Regions from separate parts of the Homo sapiens genome. Here region 1 is linked to region 2. Evidence: chromatin contacts called from ENCODE Hi-C data. All regions are on one chromosome and are shown on one strand. The core of a region is the stretch at or near the end of the contact, and the rest is flanking DNA. Distances in the headings are between cores, read along the strand shown. Region 1 holds the start of STEAP1B (STEAP family member 1B). Region 2 holds the start of RAPGEF5 (Rap guanine nucleotide exchange factor 5).

Region 1 (3,877 bases), core at 923-3,422, 140 kb after region 2:
GCACACAACCTAGGTCCCTTGCATGTGCAGTTTGCAATAGGGTTCATGTACTTAGGAGAATCTAATGCCACCGTTCATCTGACAGGAGGTGGAGCTCAGGCAGTAATGCTCGCTGGCCTGCCACTCCCCTCCTGCTGTGCAGCCCAGTTCCTAACAGGACACTGACTGATACCAGTCTGCGGCCAGGGGGTTGGGGACCCCTGCACTAACGTGACAACAGCACCAAGGGGGGATGGTGTTAAACCATGAGAAACTGCTCCCATGGTCCGATCACCTCCCACCAGACCCCAGCTCCCGCACTGGGGGTTACATTTCAACATGAGATCTGAGGGGGAGACACAGCTCCAAACCATATCACCAACTTAATAGTTTGTGGGGTGGGGGAGGGAGGTGCTAGGAATGGAAGTGTCACCTACTATAATCAAATGTAAGAAATAATCCACTATGTTTAGAAGATCTTTTAACTTTGAGAGGTGCAGGATGGTAAGGATGCTAACAAATCCACCCACATTTATTCAGTATGAATTCAGTAACTATATTGTGAACAACAATGTAAGGCAGGAGGAATGCAAAGTTAAATGAGATAAAGCCTCTGCTCTGAAAAACCTTGAGGTCTAGGAGAGAAGGCAGGCATTTCAACTGCATGGTAGAGCGATGTATCCTAGAAGAGGATAAAGTTTTATAGGCAGATGGTGGCATGGGAAGGGAAGTAGAGGAAAAGGCTCAGCGCTGTCTTCTAGACCCAGTCCTGGGGTAGCTAGCAGGTTGGCAGTGTTTGCTGACTGATTGCCACTACAAAGAGTCTGGGTGGAAAACCAGAGTGGCCCTGGAGAGTTACCCAGCCATTTGTCTGCATGGTAAGGAGACCACACTCAAGAGCGAAGCCAAGGAAAAGCCCATGACAGTGAGGAAGCTTGTTGACTGTGTGGCCCACACTCAACTCTATGCCCATAAGCCAGGAAAATAAACTATGAGTCAAATAAATTTGTTGGTTTTCATCAGACATTAACCAAAATGTAATTTAAGTTCTACAGTAAAATCTTTTCATAAAAAGAAAAATAACAGAAAACAACCTAGTGTTAAAATGTTAGGAACCCCAGAATTCGACCCAAAGTTCTCTTTCACCCGCTTTTAAAAAAGTGGAGCACATTTCTAATGCGACTGCTGTTTTGCTGTACCAAGATGGCTGCCCTGGTGTTCCTAAATGTTGGCACAGCCCAACTGACTCATGTTTATGTCCCGCAGTTGAGAATATGAAGAAACCCAATGCCTGGAATACATTGTGGGTTGCACTGCATTTCCAACCTTTTATACTTTCAAGTGCACACTTGTTTTACATTTAACTAAGTGAAGTCGAGTTTTTTGGGTTTTTTTTTCACTGTGCTGTTTTTCTTTTTAAGCATTGCTTTCCCTCTGTGCTTAACATTCATGTTAAATGAATAACCTTTTATTACACGTCAGGATGTGGAGGGAAATGTATTTTACAAAAGTAACAAAGTAAGAAATTTGGAAGTGTACAAAAAATTTATGTCTACAAACTCCTTCCAGTGGATTTGACCAGAATTACATATTTAAAGCCTTGATTGACTATTTTGGAGGGAACCTGAACCCCACCCAGATCCTGAAAGAGTAGGGCCAGTGTTCTAAGGACTGAAAATGAAAACCTCTGTTACCAGGAAACCCGAAGACGAGAAGTAGCACGATTTTAAGTACTGTGCACCAGTCATTCGTCAATGCACAGCAAACTCTGGCGACTTTGCCACGTTAAAAAACTTGCCATCAAAATCCAACCTGAGCACAAACTTAATAATCTACCACAACCTTAAGCCCCTAGCGAAAAGGCTTCCTCTGAGTCCCTGGCTCCCCCCAGCCCCCGGCCCGGCCACAACCCAGCTGGGCTGGAAGACAGGGCGCCCCAGAGCCGCGCATAAGCGAAGAATTGAGCACCGCTCGCCCAGGAGGGCCGCCGTCCAGGTCACGAGAAGGCTTGCGACCCGCTACACCCCTCCCAAGACTGGGAGCGGGCGCCCAGCCTTGCAGGGACACGCAGGCGGACTCGAGGAGCAAACGGCCAGTGAGAACGATTCAAGGGACTCACCCACTCCTCGCCGTAGCTTGACCGTGAGTCTCAGCTGCCGCTGCTGCCGGGAGGTGCCGGCCCCACGCGGCGCCTGAGCCTCCAGAGCGCGAAGCCTCCAAGCCTGCTGCAGGCCCCGCCTCCTTGTCAGTTGCGCGTCCAGCGCCACCTGCTGGCGCCCCGCGTCCGCAGGGTTCGGGAACGTCCTTGGAGGCTAAGACTCCCCAAGTCGCACTCCGGCCTCTCCCAGTTTCCTCTCAAATGCCGTCTGCCCTGCCCTTGAGGTCCGTTTCGCGCCCTCCAACCCCTCGCCTTTTGTTTAATCTCCACTAAGGAACGTTTGTGCATTTCTCTAGAGCAGTGGTTCTCAGACTTCAGCGTGTATAAGATTACCCGGGGGCATATTAAAACACCGATTGTTGGGCTGTCCACCCACAGTTTCCGGTTCAGTATGTCTGGGATGAGGTCTGAGATTCTCATTTCTAACAAGTTCCCATGAGATATGGAAGCATTCCCAGATCACACTTTGAGATAGACCGTTTAGAGCTTACAAACCCTCCCACACGTTAGCTTATTTATTTTTATTTTATTTTATTTTTTTTTGAGACGGAGTCTCAGTCTGTTGCCCAGGCTGGAGTGCGGTGGCGCGATCTTGGCTAACTGCAACCTCCGGCCCCGGGTTCAAGCGATTCTCCTGCCTCAGCCTCCCGAGTAGCTGGGATTACAGGCGCCTGCCACTGTGCCCGGCTAATTTTTGTATTTTTAGTAGAGACGGGGGTTTCACCATCTTGGCCAGGCTGGTCCTGAACTCCTGACCTCGTGATCCACCCGCCTCGGCCTCCCAAAGTGCTGAGATTACAGGCGTGAGCCACCGCGCCCAGCCACCTTATTTAAAACCTAACAGCCGGTCCTGAAGTGGCTGTGATTGACAGTTTGAGGAATCCGAAGCTGAATTTCTGAGAGTGACTTGCTCCCTGAATTGTTCAAATTGTGTACCTTTAATCGCACAAACCCTGCTCCCCAGCCGAAAAAAAAAACCCTTAAACCCCATGTTTACTCCGTCCCTCCCTTCCTTGCCTCAGCTTTTAAGTGCAGCTTCCCATATCCTAGCTCAATGAAGTATTCCAAACCTAAAGTAAAGTTAACTGTTAATATTCCAAGGTTTTAGAAAAAGACAACTTGAGCAGGGGATTTACTTCTCTCCGTTGGAACCAGCCTCGAGATAGGGTCTGAGACATGAATTGCAAAATTCTGGGGATTTGGTATACAACATTCTCAGGACTAAGCTGAGTAGAAAACACAAAGGAAAATAAACGCGCAACCACATTTTCCATGATTGTTTTTTATTCACAGCTAGGGCACCGAAGACTGTTCATGTTTTAATATAAGCATTTTCTGTAGTCACTGACTTTCCATGGATTAGTTTAAAGCCCTTTGAAGATTAAATTACCGTGGACTGACACCTTGTGGTGGAAATAGAATCTTACACCTGTTGTTTCTAGTGAAACTAGAAAATAATTTTAAAGTTTTAGAAAAGAAATCTGTGTAATCTTTGTATGTGTAGCACAGACTACAAAGAATTAAGACTATTTAACCAAGCATTGTTGAGTTTTAAAAGTGATCATGGGTCTTAAATGGTCAGACAAAACGATATGCTTTTATTGTTTAACATTTGGTAGAACAAAGGTCATTCTCTTTTTCACAATATATTTTCCATATGAAAAGGGCAAAGAGTTATTATTGTGTTAACATAATAATATATATTGATATGAATATGGCTATATAGCAAGCTGCACTTAA
Region 2 (3,800 bases), core at 656-3,155:
TATATTGACAAGGTATACGACACCCTCCCAGGCAGCAAGAAACATGAGTATGAACGCAAATAAATACTATAGATCTATTTATACAGAAACCCTCAGCAATTCTTGTCGCAGACTGCCTGGCAGCCCTCATGTCTTCAGTATTCTGTGCCATGAAAAAGTAACCGTCAAGGATAATAGAAACATAATTTGACCTACTTTTCCCTGGATTCCTGCAAAGTCTATAACTCCAGTTCTTGTTTATTCCGACACCACATCTTGGGGACACATTTCCTCACTTACTTTGCAGGCAATCCTAAATGCCACACATGTTAAGGTCACTTGTGGGCAATTCCTAAACTCTCTGGGTCACCGACTTTAAGAATGTCCCATCACACACAGAGAATCCTCAGAACATCTTCTGAGATGGACCTGGGATGGACCATTTTCCACCTGAGATGGAAAATGCCTAGGAAAAGAGAGATGCAGCCTCGAGAAGCTGAAGACCGACATCAGTTCAGACCCTTCCCTACCCAAAGGAGGGCGCATGAAAACAAGTGGTTATCCCTCACTCTCAAGTTTACACAAACCCATCTCTGAAAGAGCTAGAAGTCTCCCAGCAAGGTCTTGTTTTAAGTCAGACAAGACTGCATTTTAAAAATTACAGCCAAACGGGAAAGAAAAACCACATTGATGCAGCTTCTCATTAAAGACCACTTAATAATAAATTTTTAAAAGATGAGTAGAACCCACCAAAGGTGCCGCCAAACCCTGGTGAGCAGGGAAATCTGAGTAAGTCAGCTCTGTGTCCTGAGGCCCTGGCGGGGCCTCCTAGGTGGCTTCTTAAAGATCCCAGGAGACAATCAGCAGACCTTCCTGCTTCTCTTAAAAATACAAAACATGCCTGACCTGCTCAGGTCATTAGATGCACTTAGAACTCAATGAGGGACACTCCTTCACCAGGAAATCGTATCTGAACACACCATCAGGAAGTCAATATTGAAGGTTCTTGGGGGCGTGCACCCTCCTGCTCAAGAGGGTGTCCAGGAGTATTAAGTGCTGGAGACACCGGAACCCAGGAACTGGAAGCTCACCCAAGAGCTTCCGACTCCTGGGTCTGCCCCTCGGCGGTGGAGACCACCAAAACCAGTCTCGATGCCCAGAGCTTGCAACAGCACCTCCAAAACAAGCACACACGTCGCATGCGTCCTGCAAACAGGGATGCCGCTCGTGGGGCCTGAAGCTTGCGGTTGGGACAGGGCTGGCTGGCTGTTGGACGCTGGACACCTGCAGCTTCCCCTCCGAGAAGAGGCAAACAGCTCGTCTTCAGCCGATGCCCGGTCCCGCAGCCTGAATCTGGGGGCCCTGGGGTTAAGTCAGGTGCAGCCTGGTGGGGGGGAGGTGTGGGGGCGGGGGAAGCCGTCGCTCAGGGGGTGGCACCTCAAAACCCGCCGTCCCGGGCCCCTCTTCAGCCGAGTCCGGCAGAAGGGCGTCCCTTCCGCCACCTCCCCAACTTCCAGACGCCCCCCTCAGCGGCCCGGGGGGTGGGCGCGGGCTCCACGTGCGCGCCGCCCGTGCCCACTCGGACAGGGCCGGGCCACTCACCCGGCCCCCAGCGGCGCTCCGCTTCCTCCGCAGCGTGAGCCCGCTCCGCAGCAGCGCGGGCAGGTCCCTCAGCCGCGGCCGCAGCGACGCCGGCGGCTGCTCGCGCTCGGGCTCCCGGGCGCTGGGGCTGCGGCGCAGGGGGCCGTCTGCCGCCACCACCGCCGCCGCGGCGGCCAGGGCCGGGCTCTCGCACGGCGGCTGCATCTTGACGGAGCCCACGGCCATCCTCATGCCCTGACGGCGCTGCGGCGCCGGGGGCTCCTCTCCACCGCGCTCGCCTCCGCGCGCCGTCCGCGCCTTCGCCAGGAAGCGAGAGGGCGCGACTGCGGCTCGGGCGCGGGGCGCGCTGCCAGCCGCTGCCCATTGGCGCGCGCCGCGGCCCCCGCGAGGCTCAGCCCCGCGCGCCTCCCCTCCCCTCCTCTCTCCTCCCCTCCCCGCCCAGGTGCGCGGGCCCCGCCCCGCCCCGCCCTTTCGCCTGCGAAAGCTGCCTGGGACCTGTCCCCCTCGGATCTCCCACTCGGGACCCGGGAGGAAGAGGGCACCTTGGGCACCGGCTCATCCACAGGTGCAGAATTCCCAGAATCTCCGGCAAACCCGCTCTTCTGTCCTGTCCCTGTCCCCCTACCCCTTAGGCTGAAAAGTCCTGCTTCACTTCTTCGAATAGCCAGGGGTTGACTTGGACTTCAACCAAGTGTGCTGGAGAGTCGTCCGCCCTCCCGCGCGTTTTGCACAGCCTGGCCCCTCATCGTAATCTTTACTCCTGGGAACTGTTTTGGCCAAGGAACTTCAAAATAGACACGCTACAAGGCAAACACCATGAGGCAAAATTGCTTTGCGCCGACCCTTCTTGGCACACGCATCCTTAAAGGACGAAGGGAGAAAACTTTTGTTGGTTATGATAGGTGTTGAGCAGAGTAGCTGCAAGTCTGGTGACCTGAAGGTGAATCTCTGTTAGCATGTCAGAACCTGACCTTCCCTGAAAGCCCGCTGCTGTGATGAATGTGCTTGGTGAACTGTAAAGGCCTGCCGTGGTGTGAATCATTGTTTACACCCTTCCAGGAGGCAGGAATTCTGGATCATTGAGAGTGAAACTATTCCAGCAGTGCCTTAAACGCCAGGGAGTGTGAATGTTCACATCTCAGCTCAATCTGTCTTCAACAAGGGCCAGCCAGGGTGTTGACTTCTCATCAGTGGGGCGCTGGGATCCCCATCTTTGTCTAAGACTTACAAAAGTTGAATAAGCTTATTCACATTTTTAAAAAATGACAAGAATCGTAGGAGGTCAGGGTCCAGAGTTGGTTTACCATTGTGCCCTCAGCCACTCACATGGTAGGTGCTTGGCAAATATGTATAAAAACATGCCATGTAACAAAAAAGGAGGAACGAACTGTGACCTCTGCCCTTAAGGAAGGTAAGACTTAACCTAGGAGTAGACAAACATCCAGAAAAACAAAGATATTGCACTTGTACTCTTGCTAATTGCCAAGTAAGTGTAGGTAAGACCACTTCAGGCCACAGGAGAGAGAAATGCTTCTGGCCTGGGATGGGCAAAGCTAAATCCACGAAAGGAAGGAAGTTTAAACTGCACCTTAAGGGTGAGTGGGGAAGATTCAACCAGGCAGAAGGAGGGTAGGTGTCCTTCAAGTAAGGAAGAAAGACATGAGGCCGGGCGCGGTGGCTCACGCCTGTAATCCCAGCACGTTGGGAGGCTGAGGCGGGCGGATCACGAGGTCAGGAAATCGAGACCATCCTGGCTAACAAGGTGAAACCCCGTCTCTACTAAAAATACAAAAATTAGCCGGTCGTGGTGGTGGGCGCCTGTAGTTCCAGCTACTCGGGAGGCTGAGGCAGGAGAATGGCGTGAACCCGGCAGGCGGAGCTTGCAGTGAGCCAAGATTGCGCCACTGCGCGACAGAGTGAGACTCCGTCTCAAAAAAGAAAAAAAAAAAGAGAGAAAGACATGAGAAAAACACAAAGGTGGTATCACACAGAACTCACTGGGCACTGAAAATATGTCATGCTAGTGAAGGGAAAGATGACATAATGAAGAAGTAAGAGAAGATACCAGAATGGATGCTAGTAACACACTGCAGAAGGCCTTAAACCCTGTCACCTTAAGCTGTGTGTGTTAACTGGAAAGGACTTTATAATAGGACTCCATAGTCCATTACAGTTTCCAAATACCTATCACATGCATTTATCCAAGGCTGAAATTGCAT

What was found. A loop is a pair of places that touch in the nucleus more often than their neighbours do. Pooled maps may share reads with other maps.
Region 1: a loop to region 2 is called in a pooled map, with 2.4 times the contacts of the local background. The contact joins the promoter of STEAP1B here to the promoter of RAPGEF5 in region 2. A Hi-C loop is called at or near these places in 1 of 50 pooled maps.

The regions. Positions count from the first base shown.
Region 1 is chr7:22,498,016-22,501,892 of GRCh38, forward strand. STEAP1B (STEAP family member 1B) reads right to left here and starts at 2,173. Exons shown (of 5, transcript NM_001382447.1): 1 at 2,099-2,173.
Region 2 is chr7:22,355,249-22,359,048 of GRCh38, forward strand. It overlaps RAPGEF5 (Rap guanine nucleotide exchange factor 5), which reads right to left and starts at 1,906. Exons shown (of 26, transcript NM_012294.5): 1 at 1,582-1,906. The coding sequence starts at 1,812. RefSeq lists an enhancer at 1,182-1,251 and silencers at 1,372-1,601, 1,662-2,051.